2 separate regions of the Homo sapiens genome follow, and region 1 is linked to region 2. A link is a contact called in ENCODE Hi-C or POLR2A ChIA-PET data. All regions are on one chromosome and are shown on one strand. Each heading gives the region's core, a stretch centred on a gene start or an enhancer-like site at or near the end of the contact. The rest is flanking DNA. Distances are from core to core; before and after follow the strand shown.

Evidence for each region. Hi-C counts contacts between places; a loop is a spot of excess contacts on that map. ChIA-PET counts read pairs that join two places held with the same protein, here RNA polymerase II (POLR2A). Pooled maps may share reads with other maps.
Region 1: a loop to region 2 is called in a map of endothelial cell of umbilical vein, with 5 times the contacts of the local background. The contact joins two enhancer-like sites. A Hi-C loop is called at or near these places in 1 of 168 maps with a recorded cell type or tissue (endothelial cell of umbilical vein) and 1 of 50 pooled maps. POLR2A ChIA-PET finds 5 or more read pairs at or near these places in 2 of 52 experiments (Panc1 and common myeloid progenitor, CD34-positive).

Annotation. Positions count from the first base shown.
Region 1 is chr16:86,822,681-86,825,423 of GRCh38, forward strand. No RefSeq gene overlaps it. Among named protein-coding and RNA genes, the nearest start is that of LINC02188, 100 kb to the left of the region's middle. RefSeq lists an enhancer at 1,468-2,116. Within about 2 kb of position 1,356, at least 4 of the 41 ENCODE cell types and tissues checked have a DNase peak (open chromatin) inside an H3K27ac peak, as active enhancers do; they include endothelial cell of umbilical vein, where a contact is called at or near this core.
Region 2 is chr16:86,679,828-86,682,527 of GRCh38, forward strand. No RefSeq gene overlaps it. Among named protein-coding and RNA genes, the nearest start is that of LINC02189, 41 kb to the right of the region's middle. Within about 2 kb of position 1,289, at least 8 of the 41 ENCODE cell types and tissues checked have a DNase peak (open chromatin) inside an H3K27ac peak, as active enhancers do; they include endothelial cell of umbilical vein, where a contact is called at or near this core.

The sequences.
Region 1 (2,743 bases), core at 106-2,605, 140 kb after region 2:
CTTGGGGCAACTTCGAGCGTTTGGTTCCGTGGAGATGCCATTTTCTGAGGTGGGAAAGGTCAGGGGTGGACCAGGTTACCAGGTACAATCGGAATCTGCAGAGACTGGGGCCCCAGGGGTGCTGATGCGGTCGCCACAGGGCAGTGCACATTCTTCACCTTCCATAGCCAAGATCTTTACTTTTGACCCAGTTCTTGGCATCAAACATCCACCCACGTGCACAGGCCCCATGAAGGCAATCACCACATTTTACCGTATGGTTTGTCTTTTCAGAAAATTTCTGAACATTTCCCTGAATGAGACTGAAATCCATTTTTCCAGATCTTTAGGGGCAGTCAATTAATGCATAAGGTCAAAGTACTAATCATCTATTCATAGACAATTATATCACCAGGCCTCCAAAGGCATGAAGTGAACAGACGAGCCAGTGATACAGAATTCAAATTCTCCCATTCCCATTGGAACCCTGTCAGGGAGGAGTGGTGGTCACAGGCAGCACCCGGGGCTTGTGGGACATTGCTGTGTAAACCTCCACCCAACAACAGCCACCCAGCTGCCCACACGGTCCCCAGCATGGAGCGGACACCTCCTTTGTTTACAAGTTGACACATCTGGAATATACCCAAAGCATGCACCAGAGATAGCCATTCATTTATCTGCACTGCCTGTTTTCAATAGTCAGATTCTCACGAACAAACCTCGTTCACCCACACCAAAAATAACATGAACGGTTTAGAGGAATGCAGGCCCTATTAGGTGCTGCACAGCGTTTCATGCAAGCCATCACAGAGGGCCAAACCAGGACCCTTCTTAGGTGATTTTATGAACAAGGCCGAATATTGACCCTGAGAGCTTCCCACGGGCTTTACGATGAAGATCAGCAGAGTCCAGCCAAGAGCATTTTCACAGACAGATTCGTTTGTGATCAGAGACGCCCTCGTCATGGCTTTCTGCTCTTGGTGATTAAACCAAAGAGAACAGAGACATTTAACTAGACATGAACTGGAAATAGATTCTGGCTCAAAACCCACAGAGAGAAGAGAAAAACACAGCAGATTGGTGGACAGAGGTTGAAGTGCCTCACTCCACTTGATTTGACAGTTGCCTTTAGGTTATTCTACCAGCCAGGTTGGACTAGGTTTGCCACAAACACACAACCCTCTTTTGTGTGACCTTGATCTTGTTTTTCTACTATGCTTCTGCAGAGAGCTGTAACCCCACCAGCATTCAAACATTGCCAGGCGCCATGGCAGAGACAAAAGAAGTCGTGGTAAATTGCACCCCGGACATAAAGCCTCCAGCCTGAGAGATATCACTTCTCCACACATTTATTGTCTTAACCTCAAAGCCACAGAGAAATTCTACCTGGGCCCGGACATTGGCAATAACCCTGATGGTTACGGCGGTGACTCATATTTTCTTTGGCTGCCCAGATGCACACAGGCTGGTGGCTATTTTCAAGGCTGCATTATAATTATTTTATAATCGTCGTGATCAGTCCTAATAACACATATTTAGTGAGTAGTTCCCAGGTGCAGGACACCTTGCCCCATGCCTTCTTTCCATGAATTCATTCTTTAATTCATTCATTCAACAATTGTATACGGGGTGCCTACTGCGTGTGGAGCGTTATGCTGAGCAACTCACAACCACGCTTCTTCTTTGGAACCACCCTGTGAGACGGTGTGTGAGTCAGGATTTGCAGTTGCAATAACAGAATCCACTTGAGGAAGCTGACGCAGAAAAGAGAATTTATTCAGGAGTTCCTCTCACATAGTCTGTGGGACGTGTGGAAACCAGGAGCAATGCCTAGATCCCACTGGAGTGCGCTCCAGCAAAGACGTCACGGCTGAGGCCTCTGGCAGGTGGCATCACAGCGCTATGATCAGCCGTGGCAGTCTTGACAGAACCCACAGAACCAGATCCCTCCAGCACCACCCTCGCCTGAGCCTGCACCCACGCTGCCTCCTCCTGAACTAGGGCATGACATGCTCCTGCCTTCCTGCAAGGGGCATTGGGAAACTTACCTTGGAAGCAGGAGGCAAAGGGACACGCTGTTTACCTGCTGCTGGGAAGCCTAAACAAGGCAGGTGCTCAAGACAGGAAGTCTGCTCTGTGGACAACACAACTGAGCCTCAGGGAGCTTTAAAACAAACCAACGAAACCACCAACCATCCCCACCCACCGGGTTCCCCAGCTAGAAGGGGTGCAGCAGGCGAAGTCCAGCCTGTCCCATTCCCAGCTGATGCCAAGCGGCACAAGGGTTCAGATGAACGTGACGTCAGGTCATCCTGCATGTGAGCGTCACGGAGGGCTCAGATGAATGTGGCCTCAGGTCATCCTGCCTGTGGCACACATCCCGGTGGGGATTTTCACAGCAGGTAATTAGATGTGTGTCTAGACGACCATTTCCTCCACTGTCGTTGCGACATCATGGGTTCTCCAATCAACAAGTACAAGGAGCAGAGAGCAGAGAGCCTGGCTGGAAGATGACACCTTCCTCCTCGGCTCTTCTCAGCCTTCGACCCTCAGGTCCCACGTTCCCCAGCTCCCTGGCCAGTCTCCCGGGCTCCACCCGCCCCTCCCTCACTCTCAGGAGAACTGAGCTGCTGCCGTGGACAGGAGGGAGGTGCTAGGGTGGGAGGGTCTTGCTCTCAGGTCTGTGCCTGGACTGCCTGGATTTCTGGCCTCACTCCCACCACACTAATAAGTGAGGATCTTGGGCAAATTCTTCACCTCTCTG
Region 2 (2,700 bases), core at 39-2,538:
TCACTCGCCTCATCTCTCCCATGAGGTTGCTGCACACACAGCTCCCCTTCACCTTCTGCTATGACTGGAAGCAGCCTGAGGTCCTCACCAGAAGCAGATGCCCAATCTTGAACTTTCCAGCCACCAGAATTGTGAGCCAAATAAACCTTTTTTTCTTTATAAGTTACCCAGCCTCAGATATGACTTTATAGCAACAGAAAATAGACTAAGACACTCTTTCTGCACATTTGCCATAGATGTAAGCTGCAGGAAGATGAGGAGTTTTGTCTCTATTGTAGACTGCTTTATTCCTAGCACCCCAAAATAGTGCCTGCCACAGAGTAGGAGCTCAATTTACGTTTGTTGAATGACTGAGAGAACTGACTCTCAGGGCATCTACTAGACTGAGTGTCCCCGCCAGGGCAGGAACAGGGCAGCTTTATCAGTCCGGAGCCAGGCTTGGGGAAAACACTCAGTAAATGCTTGGGAAATTGAATCACTTTTTGGTCCAGCAGTGAAATTTCCTGTGACTCAGTAAATCACTTTAACTAATGAAGGAATAACAATCCCAGAGGAGCAGAAGTTTCAACTATGCAGATTATTTCTGAGATTTAAAAAGTGACTCTTCAAAGAAATAAGTCCCTGGAGGCTGTTGGCTCTCTATAAAGGCTGACTTTCCACTCTCTTAAGTAGCTCATTTTGGCCCCGAGACAAGATTCAGTTGGTGGTTTTTAATAAATAACGTTTTTGTATTACAAAAGTAAAATTTAGAAAATTTACAGAAGAAGGAATTACGAAAAAACAACTCATTAGCCACAGACAACCAGATAATTCGTAATATGCCATTGTATTAATATTTCTTTCTGGTCATTTTTGATATGTCTGTTTTTATGTGATGCTAAACAAATTCAAATGCAATTGCATTGCTGCTTCAGTGAAACAAACATCCATTTCTAAAACGTTCTCCAGTTTCCATGTAGCTTAAATGCTCCAGAGGCGGCTAGTTGGTGGGGGCTGGGGAGTCTAGATGCGTCTAGAGGGAGAGGGGACAGGACGGGCTCAGAGTGGGGGCCTGGGGTGGGAGGGACACATCCACTGAGAGGGACAAGGGGACAGCTCGTTCCGGGCAAGGTCGTTCTTGACTCCCAGGACCCAAATGCCCATGTGGACAGTGCTTTAGAGACCGAGTGCAAAAGGAGGACAAAGCTGGCCACCATAAACCCATTTCCTGGCCTCGGCTCCCAGTTCATCTGCAACTTGCACTTTTCCAATTACAAGCCCCTCTGCAGCCTGGGTGGGAAAGCGCACCGCTCCCACTGAGGGAGCAGGCTCCGAGCCGGCGGGGCTGGGGACGATGCCGCAGTGGGTATTTTGAAGGGGAAATGATACATCCCGATGGCCTGAATGCAGTGAGGCCGATTCGGCTTTGTGGTGGCCGCTGATGTCATTTCAGAGAAAGAGCTAAAGGGTTGTTTTGTTTTTCAGGCTGTCTCTGAAATTGTCTCTCTCTCTCTCCTTTTTTTTTTTAATAAAAAAACTTCTGATTTTATCTGAAAACGGATGTTCCAAACCCCAAACCACCAACCCGGGCTTGCTCGAAGGCCCCTTCCCTGGTCGGTGCTGGCGCCGGGTGCTGGGTGCAGACTGGGAAAGGCCGGGTCGCTTGGTTCAGTCCACCACAGAGCTCCCAAACCTCGTTCGTGCCGGCCTGTTGTGGGGCCCAGGAGCTGGGCAGAGGGCGGGAAGACCGGCGAGGGGCTGGCAGGGAGACGTCTGTGGAGGGGGTTCAGCTCGTAGAAGGCAGCCATCGTTATCCAAGAATGCCACTGCGTGTGCTCCAAAATTCTGTCTTCCGAGGGCGCGTGGGAGGCTCACCCTTGGCTGACACGCTGGGAACTCAGCGGATGATGTCGTCTGGGCTGGCACCCACAGTCCCGATAAACAGGAGAGAGGGAGGGAGAGATGGGAGAAGGGCCCGCCTCCTGCCCGATGGGGCACGAGGGGTTAACCGCAGGCCATCTCCAGCCTGGAAGTCCCCTGGACTCTCCTCTGATCCACCCAGTCCTCCAACTGGGGGGTGCGTATTCAGAAAGGACCCTCATTGCCCCTTTAGCACATTTCCGTTGCCCTCCAAGTCCTCACGCGTTGCTGTCTGCTGGTTGGGTAGACTGTGGTCGGCCACTAATTGGTAGGGAAACGTAATTCTGCATTGCCGGTTATCGAGGCCTTACTACGTGGCCAAGTTCAACACTGCTGGCTTTCTATGTGCCATCTCCGTTAATTCACACATCCACGGTGTGGCATGATCCATTTTCCAGATGAAGAAACTAAGACTCAGAGCTTCAGGTCACCCAGCCGGGAAGCAAGTGAGCTGGGATTCCAGCTGCCTCTGCTGGGCTTCTTTTTTCCCATTGCCTTCAGGGAAGGGTGACTGTCGTGGGTTAAATGTTTCCCCCCAAAAAGACTTGCTCACATCTGAACCCCCGGTACCCACGAATGTAACCCTATTTGGAAAAAGGGCCTTTGCAGATGTCATGAAGTTAAGATGAGGTCATCCTGGATTGACAGTGGGCCCTAAGTTCAGTGCCAAGTATCCTTATGACAGTCAGAGAAGATGACGCAGACACGGGACAGAGCAGGCCGTGGGGAGACAGAGGCAGAGGCTGGAGTGACACAGCTACCAGCCAAAGAGCACCAAGGTTGGCTGGAGCCCCCAGCAGC